Linked DNA regions of Homo sapiens: region 2 is linked to region 1. The links are chromatin loops, found by intact Hi-C in ENCODE. Cell type or tissue: endothelial cell of umbilical vein. All regions are shown on one strand.

The links. Hi-C counts contacts between places; a loop is a spot of excess contacts. Peaks named below come from ENCODE experiments on the same cell type or tissue, not always from the same donor. Only the 100,000 strongest peaks of a DNase experiment are listed, where the experiment ranks them.
Region 2: a loop joins it to region 1, with 6 times the contacts of the local background. A loop is called at or near these places in 9 of 110 quality-filtered maps.

The regions. Positions count from the first base shown.
Region 1 is chr13:70,621,420-70,626,419 of GRCh38, forward strand. No RefSeq gene overlaps it. Among named protein-coding and RNA genes, the nearest start is that of LINC00348, 390 kb to the right of the region's middle. In endothelial cell of umbilical vein, no CTCF peak of the experiment used is centred here; a DNase peak (open chromatin) is centred at 2,062.
Region 2 is chr13:71,216,464-71,221,463 of GRCh38, forward strand. No RefSeq gene overlaps it. Among named protein-coding and RNA genes, the nearest start is that of LINC00348, 200 kb to the left of the region's middle. In endothelial cell of umbilical vein, no CTCF peak of the experiment used is centred here; a DNase peak (open chromatin) is centred at 2,618.

The DNA of each region.
Region 1 (5,000 bases):
AGATGAACTGACAATTTGTCAATTCATTGGCTCAATTACATACCCAAAGAACCACTTTGAGTTTTAGATTCAGGGTGGATTATTTACACTGAACCAATTAACCAGTTCAATGATAAATGTCTACTCTGTGAACGTAACTTGGAAGTAAATATATATCTACAAATCATTTAAAACTATTGGCACTATCTCAAACATCTATGTGCCTACCTTCATACCTAACATAATAAAGAGGAAGAAAGTTACCATGTATTTGCTTATGGCTACTTGATCTGAATTCTTTACATTTAGAAAAGTGTTACATTCCTCAATGATGCACTTTAGAAATGGAATGAGGAGCCCTTAACAACAAGGAAATAAAATTGTATCTTTTATTTCCAAAAAATACGTAATTTCTCATACTAGTTTATGGTTTCCTAGAATACAAAGACTCTGTGCATATATTTTTCTAAGTAATCAATTATTGTTATTGGAATTGAAGTTGAATTCATCAATAAACAAAAATAAGATATTTTATGACATATTATAGAAAGTTACATTCAGTTACAAGAAGGATGAAATATTTCAATAAGAAATCCCCACATCATACAGAGACCACCACATATTAGCAGATATTTACTTGATTTACTTAATTTTTTACTTGATACGTTATATTTCCTTTTACATGCTAATTTCCTCGCTATATTTTTCAATCAGTACTTCTTAAGTATTTCAGGAATGTAAATCAGAATACACACATAAAAATAATCAATATTATGGGATTTTTGTTTTTTTAAAAAGACAACTCCAATTTGATCAAAATAAGACTCTTTTAGAAATGTGGTTCTAGAAACTGAGCCAAGGCCAAAAATAGAAACCTGCAAGGTTTGGGAAATGCAATATCTAAAAAAGCCTGAGGTTGCTCTAAATGCCTATGTTGGAAAATATATATGCTTCTGTATCTTTATCCTACAAGGTTCATTTGTTCATTATTCCCCAGATTCAAGCCTTTGCAAAAAATGTTTCCTCTGCCTCAGTAATGTAGTCATAACAATTTTTGTGATTTCGCTGAGACCTCTGACCTTTATGAAGCCATCCTTTAGCATTCTAGCCAGTACTGAGCTTTATTAATTCGGTACCTGTAAAGCACAGGGTGAGATATAAATACAGTGACGTGCTTTTTCAAACTATTTTCTGATATTCATATTGTTGTATTGTACCATAATTTATAGCATCATTTGTTTTGCCTTATTAATTTGGTTATAATTTCCTGAAAGGATTGACTGCACTTTTATTTCTTTTATATTTCCATAATGATTAGCAATGCCTGATCTTTGCTATCATATCACTCAGTTATACTTTTTGAATAGGTCTTACCACTTTCTGAAGTGATCTTGACCATCCATTTATGTACACACTTTTGTTCTATCTCTCTGCACTAAAACGTGAACTTAAAGAATTCAGGGACCTTGTCTTTCCTGATCCCAGCAGTCTCTCAATTCCTAGAACACTTTCTGCTTCTGAGTAGATCCTCAAATATTTGCGAATGAATGAACAGAGCTCTGATTATGTAACAATGGCCAATACTTAACGGTTTACTTGAGCAAGGACTAAGGAGTAAGTGTTATGAAAGTCCAGGCACTGTGAAGGATTACAAAGAGATCCCAGAGAATGGACCAGTAGACGCTTTCAAGCAAATTCTTTCCTTGATCAGTTCAGTGACTTGACAAAATCACTGACACTCTCTTAGCCTCAGCGTCTTGATTTCTAAAGTGAGGCTAATAAATAATTGTATTTCTTCCCTGTATAATCTTGAAAGATGGGTATGTGAAAATATTTGTCAGCTAATACACTATAGCCATACAGTGCTATGATATTGGTACCTGTGCTCCCTGAATTGGTTTCTCTCAGATTAATTATTTTCAGAACTTTAATAGATGTTAGTAAGTAGACTCTCTCTGCATGTATTAATAAATGTATAATTATTCTCTAGAGGTTTATAAAAGGTAATGTACATATATGTAAAAATGTCAATTTAGAGTTAAAATTAATATTCACTTTTCTGTCCATAGATGGCAGCAATGCACCAACTCTTACATAACTTAATAACATTGTGAAAAAGTTATCTGTATACTAAATACCATGTTCTCTTAATAGTACATGAAAATTATTTAAGGGGAACCATAGCATCAATAGAATATGAACAAAAATATATTTTAAAAATCCTCTGCTGCCAGTCTCAGGCTTTTATTCAGTGAACTCAAGGGTTGCTTCAGTTTGCTCAGCGTGGGAGTCTTTGTCATTTTAACTGGATGTCACAATAGATATTGATAAAAATAAACCTCTTTTTAGATAATAGCAATTCAAAACAACACCAAGAAAATGCCCCGTCTTTCAGTAGTGGCTATTAAAAATGGATTAATACATGCACGCAGCCCTCTTTTATTTGTTTAAAAACATTAAAATGACTAGAAAGCGCTTAAATAAAGAAACCTCTTGTACAGAAAGAATAAGGGAAAATAAAGAAAGGAGATTTCCAGATATAGACCTGAAGACAAAGCAAACCAAGAGAAATGGGCCCATGGGAGACAAGAAAAGCTACAAGATGAGATTGAACTGGAGAGAAATATAATAAATCTAAACAATGCCTCAGAATGCCTATCGGAGTACAAAACGTATTTTGGTCCGTTATTGAATTTTGTGCCTAAAAAATTCCCTATCACATGTTGAATCAGATTGTTTTTGTTTTCCCTTCCTAAATTAAAAGTTCATTATAAATACTTTGAAAAATTATACCTATGTTGAGAAGGCAAGTTGTGAAAGAAATATATTTCCATTTTAAATCAAGAGAAAGAAAGTGGTACAAAATTTCTGTGATGCAACATTTAAAATCTGAAAATAATCTCTTGGTATTGAAAATATGTTAGCACTTAATTTAAATGATTTGGTACATACATTTAAAGAAAAAGACATTTAATATATATATAAAGAGAAAGGGAGAGTGGAAAGGCACACCACACAACTGTCCAATATAACTAAAGATAAATGAAGCCCACTGGAGGGAAAGGACTGTTGCATTTCAGCATCTCACAAGGTTCAAAGCAAAATTCCAAAACAGCTTACAGATGTGGGATTTATTCATATCAAGGGTAGGTCTTTTAATACTGACTTATTTAGCTCTTTAACTCTAAAAAATTCCTAAATCCTGTAAATCCTCCAGGGCCTACTATCTAATTATATTGCATATCCCGCATTTCTACCCAATAAAAACTGCCTTATTATTTAATGACTTGACTTTGGAGTCTTTGAAGACTAAATTCTAGTCTGCTGGAAATGAATTTTAAAATGTTTTCTTTTTGCCATAGTTTTAAATTTGGGCCTATATTTTCCATCTCATCATTCCACAATTTGCCATAATCACATGTTTTTCTAAGTAAATATATTTTCACCAATCCAGCAGTACAGATTGAGAAATTATTCTTCAATATTTTGTATTGTTTATTTTTTTTGAGACAGAGTCTCACTCTGTCACCCAGGTTGGAGTGCAATAGCGTGATCTCGGCTCACTGCAACCTCTGCCTCCCAGGTTCAAGTGATTGTCCTGCCTCAGCCTCCCGAGTAGCTGGGACTACGGGCACATGCCACCACGCCCGCCTCATTTTCGTATTTTTAGTAGAGACGGGGTTTCTCCATGTTAGCCAGGATGGTCTCGATCTCCTGACCTCATGATCCACCTGCCTTGGCCTCCCAAAGTGCTGGGATTACAGGCGTGAGCCACCGTGCCCGGCCCAATATTTTTTCTCTTATTGTGAAACTCATTTCTAGACCAAAAAAATATATTCACTTCATGTTATTAGCTCAACATGTATATATTTATATTAACACATAGAAAATAAAATCAACAGTAAGTTCCAAGTTTTTTGCATTATCCTCCCAGAGGAAATAAAACTAACAGGATCAGAAAAATGTGCAGAGAAAGTGTATTTGAAACCAGATTTGGCATAAATTTCAAACTCTCTATTGGTCATATGCTTGGGTTTTAAATTTTTATAAGTTTGAGAGAGGAATCACTCTGATTCTCCTCATATATGCATTAAAACAAATGTGTATTCGAAATAGATTTATATATTTTTTCAAATCAATCTATAGATTAAGATGTATCAAAAATATCTCAATTACTAATACATGAAAAGGTGATGATGGCAGTGAATATTTGTAGAAAGGATAAACTACTTTCTATTTTTGAAAACTAATCTTTTGAAAAGTAAAAGCTTTAAAAATTTTATTATTTCTTTCTTGAATACAACAGTTACTCAGTTGAATTAAAACATAAGGTTCATATTGAACATTGTGTGAAATGTTAATTTTTAAAAATTATCTCCCAAAATGATGTCGAGGGAAAATAACCTATATTGGTTATATCTACATTGAAATATTACTTGGAGGGGTATAGTTACATAGGGAATTATTTTTAGAAAAGTGATTTTATTATGATCATTTACTGTTATTTTGAGTCCCCTTGTTATTTTGAGTGAAAAGATAAGCACAATCTTTATTAAAATAACCAACACAAAAATATTAGTGGAATTTTATAATTGTCCTTTGTCACTTTAAAAACAGTTGGAAAGGTTGAGACTCTACTGTTAAGGAAAAATACAAAACTGTTTCAAGTCAATTTGTACAGCTGGTTTCAAAATCTCTGGCAAAATTAAAATCGCCAATTCAAATGACAAAATGTGTTTTCTGAATGAGTTGTTAATCACTAGAAAGTAAATAGTACAGCTATCTAAAGGAAATTATTTCTGAGACAGATATGTCAAGTAATTTAATCCCCAAATATGTGTGTTATTTTATCATCTTAGAGATGAAAAAATAATCTCTCTTGTTTAACGAATAGTAAGCGATACGGTAAAGAAGGTGCCATAATATGTATGACCAAATGTCCTTGTGCTAGAGTTAGAGTAGGGATCAGACTGCAAATACAATTATTACATACATGTTTAAATGTCTTCTCTCCATTAACA
Region 2 (5,000 bases), 600 kb after region 1:
CATATGTTGAAGCCCTACTCCCCAGTGTGATAATATTTGGAGGTGAGGTCTTTGGGAGGTAATTTTATTTAGATGAGGGCGTGAGGGTAGAACCTTCATGATGGGATTAGTGCCCTTATAAGAAGATAAAGGGACCAGAGCTCTCTCTCTCTCTTCTATGTGAGGACACAGCAAGAAAGCAGTCATCTGTGAACCAGGAAGAGGGCTGTCACCAAGAACCCAATCATACTGGCACCCTGATATCAGATTTCCAGCTTCCAGAACTGTCAGAAATAAATGTTTGTTGTTTAAATCACCCTATGGTATTTTGTTACAGCAACTCCAACGGACTAAGATAAAAATGTCTCATGAAATACAATAAAGGGTCTTAACCTGTGACACTGTGGAACGTCATTATGATGACATGATGTGCCACGCTGTTGTCATGTTGAGCAAGTAGGCTCCTATCCACTGATGGTCTACGTTATTGAATATTGGACAAGGGTTCAGGACAAGCAACTCAGGGACTGAATTTTCAAAGTGTGTGTGTGTGTGTGTGTGTATGCTATTCCATATATTAATGTACAGAAGGTGAAAGATTCTCACTCCTCACTTTCCTCATCTGTCATGTGCCATAAGGAACTTTTCTATAGATCGGAGTTTTCACAGAATCCTCAGAAGAATGAGCTAAGTTTCATATCCACTCTCTGTCATTAACTAAATAGAGAATCTAAACGTCAGGAAAATAGAGGTTTTCTATGAGAGTGAATAAACTTGAATGAATACAGACAGCAAACAAATTTCCTGAAATGGCAGAAGTTAGGGAAATCTTAAATTAGTAAATTTTTCGACATTCTGAATGAATGCTGAACGATACTTGGAATATAATTATTGTCTACGTTAGGAAGACTCCAGGAAATTTTTCACACTAAGTTAACAAGAGAAAAAAAATCTAGTGATGCAATTTAAGCAGGAAGACCCCACAATTTTTCCAAGTTGCAGTAATTACACAATTTGTTTTTCTTCTTTTTTGGATAATAGGATAAATATTTCATCAAACACATATGAAGCCCTTATTCTGTGTCAGACCCCGGAGATTCACAAATGAAAAGTGGCCGCTATCCTCAAGTCATCTCCATTTTGGTGAGGAAAGAATGTAAAAAGATTCTCTCCCTCATGTTTAACAAGGAAGAGCAGAGTTGGGCAAAGTGAGTGCTTAGAGCCAAGAGGGACGAGGAATATGAAAGGTGCAATCTCTGTAAAACTTAAGATCAGTGTGAAGATACAAGCTCTTTTTAAGAGATGGTCCCAATCCTCCCCTCACCTCCTGCAAAAGCTAGGATGTGTATAACCAGGTATTATGGGTATTATGGCAAGGATGTGTATAACCAGGTATTATGGCAGAGAACACTTCGCTTATTCAAAGTAGGCCAGATCGATTGGGGAGCATCTGCCAATGGTTCTCCATTTCTCTCACAGGATAAAAGCCAAAGTCCCTGCAGTGGCTTACAAGGTCCTTTAGAATCTGGCATCAGTTACACTCTGACCTAAACTCCTCCTAGCTCCATTCACTCTGTGCCAGCCACCCTGGCTTCCTGCTGCCAAGTCTCCCATGGACACTCCTGGGTTAGGGCCTGTGCCATCTGCTCCTCCCTGGAAGTCTCTTGCCCCAGATTATCTAAGAGGCTCCCTCCCTCACCTGCCACAAGGCTTTGGTCAAGTACCTTTGCCATGAGCCCAGACATTTTTCAATTGCAGCAACTCTCCGTGTCCCACTCCAGAACCTCCTATGCTGTTCCATTCACGTTTTAACCTACTATATCATCTGTAATCTCTTAAAGTGATTCAACTTACTATCATAATTTAAATTATGATTGTTTATATGTGCCTCATTTCCTTAGATTGTAAACTACACGAAGATAGCAGTTTCTGTTGAGTTTATTTGTTGGTGTACCCCAGCGCTTAGTGCAATGTCAAGCACATGATAGGACTTAGTAAATGTGTTTAATGAATGAATGCTGTAAAACCTTTTCTTCTGCAATCTGATGTTGGTTGGCAAGGAACTCATGCTCCTGCTAGGCATATGACCAATGCCACCAGGTGTTGCTGATGTTGTTTAATCACAATGCATTTAAAAGTGTAGGTCATGCAATAACCAGAGGTGCAGGACCAATGCCAAAACCTTATCATACTGCTATGGGAAATGTGCAGTGATAACTAACATGTACTTGTTACAACAGTCAGTGAGCACAAAAGTACATTTATCATGTTTACTACAAGTATTTTTTCTCACTGCATTAATTTATAACTGATAGGAAAGAACAGTCAGATGGAATACACAATATAATTCATACATACATTCAGCAGATTTTTGAATACCAAGTAGGCATCAAACCTTGTTTTGGCATAAGGAAGAGAAAGGTGAGTAATACTTATAAAGATCATGTTATCATGGTATTTACATTCTAGTGGGTTCTATGTTCTCTTTTGCTCTTGATATTGTGAAAGACATTGTCGTGCCAATTTTCAAGGACAGGTTCTGAGATCATGCATTCAGAAAACCATATAAAAGACAATGATAGTAAAAACCTCAACGGGTGTGAGTAATAAGCAAGATGGTGTTTAGTAAAAATTAAACAATGTTGTGAGCTGCTCAGGATTTCCTTCCATACCTGCTATTCACATCAGTCCCGATCTCAGAACAGGACTTAGTCTATAAGACAAAGGAAAGTAGAGACACCTGCTGGAGTGACAGGGTGAGGAAGCAGGAAGGAGACTGTGACAAAGACTGGCATTTCTTCTAAGGTCACGCAGAGAAAACCATCAGAATTGTGAATAGACAAGAAAGTTATGCCTGCTAATCAAGTGCTTTAATAATTGGATATTCCTAGTCCTTTTATTATGAAATATAAAAGGGTAATAAAGAACAATTTAATATTTGGAGTATTTAATTCAAAATTATTAAGTGTTAATTGAAAATCCATTATTTTTAGCTACTAATGATTAAAGCAATTATAGGAGAGTTCAGTCTCCATTACAACATATTTTTGGGGTGAAATATCCTAAAAAGGCATTCTCCTTTTTCAAGAAATTAAGCCTCCTATATAAATTTGAAAACAAATAATCAGGCTTCAAGAATTGCTATCATTTTGGATAGACTGGATTTATTTATTTTCCAGGAGATGTAACAATTAGATAGATCTATGAGGAATGGAGGATGAGGCCCCCGAGGTCACGGTGGACGTGTTTTCTCAGTTTGCCCATGCTGTGCTAAAAAGCTGTTGTCTAAGGCAAAAGCAGCGAAAGAAAATGCATTTAAAAGGCGGGGAGGGGGGTGCTTCTGTGAATTTATGAGAAGTGCATCACAAAGACAAATATTTCAGCCATGCAATTCCATTCGGCCTTTTCAGCTGTGTGTCCATAGCAAGTCAACGGCTAAATTGAAAAATCAATTCCAATTTAAATTATTGGAATAAAGAACACCAGGAGTCAGAGATAAAATGGCTTTGTTCTCTGAGATCCTTTTTAATTGGAAAGTTATTTCTTCAGGGTATTCTAATGGTTCTGAGGGAAGATTGCAAAATAAAGTTGATCGGCTGGGGGAAGGTTAATAGCTAATGTGCTTTCCTTGCTGCACAGCAGTCTCCTGTCTTTATGACATCCCCCATCATATCTGGAAGGACTGAAGATTCTAAATCATTTGATACATGCAAGGACTGTATTTTTCCTTAGTCTTTCAGAAATCATCCTGAGGCTGAAACCTTGGCTGAGCGTTGTTGCTCTTGCAGCCTTTCCAACTGGACTCACTTTTGCTTACAAATATCACATGACCCTTTTCTTTCTTTCTTTCTTTCTTTTCTTCTTCTTTTTTAAAGAAAATTCTTAGGGGAATGTTCACCTACCGATTAAGCAGTAATTAATGAAAATGAAAGACACCTGAAGAGGATGCTAGTAAGCGCTGTGCTCCTTAATGATGGAAAAGAAAGAAAGACAAATGCTGGCTTGTACTAAACAGAGAAAAAAAGATACTAGTAGTTACAGACTTAGTAGAAGGTGAACAAAGGTACAAAGGTAGCAGAGAGGAAAAACATGGTCTATATAGAAAATATTAATAAATATTGTTATCAAAAGGTTAATACTACGATAAGAAACCAAGTCATGTTGAGACAGCTTCAACCCAAAGTTTAAAAAATGAAGCTTAATTAAACATATAATAACCTTTGGTCTGCCAGTAGAAAATTGTTTGGGGCAGCTGTAGATTAGAAACCCTAAATGAGCATTTAATTTGAAATTAATAAAACAGCTATGGTATGTGTTAGAAAAAGTTACTGAGGTTTGTTTAGTATATTTAATACTGTAAAAGAGATAAATCTTGTTGCCATGTAATGAACTCAGAAGTGCAGATACAGTAAATATGTACTTACGTTCTTGTTATTAATGCATTAAATTTGTAGGAATATTCAAGAATTTAATTAGCATTTAATAAGATAGCTATAGCAAATTACAGTAGTTGGACATTAAATGTAAATTAATATTTTTAGTATTTAATTGATGTTAACTAATTAATTACTATTTATTACATGGTAGCTAGATTTATCTTTTATGGAGTTATTAAATCTCAATTAAAATGCTCTTTTAAGAGGGCACATTCAATTAAAAATAATATTCTGTAAGAATTTCAAAACTCCTTTCTCCCAGGATTTGGGGTATGTAAGTGCACAAATTAAATAAGCAGGACAGGACAGAAGGTAAACAGAAAGGAACCCAATTGGGCCTATGCCTGGGTGTCTCAAACAATTCTAGACACACCCCAAGAAAGAAGGGCTTATTTATGGAAAGTCATGTTTTTTTCTGCTGAAGTTATAAACTGTATAGGCCTTGGAAAGACTCTCACTCAAAATATCTCTCCACAGTTAATGCTAAGACTTTGAGGGTTTATTTCTCTGAGGAAAGCAACTATGGGCTACTAAAATAAAAATGCTACTTATTATTAGTCATTTCTTCCTAGATGTGACTTGGTG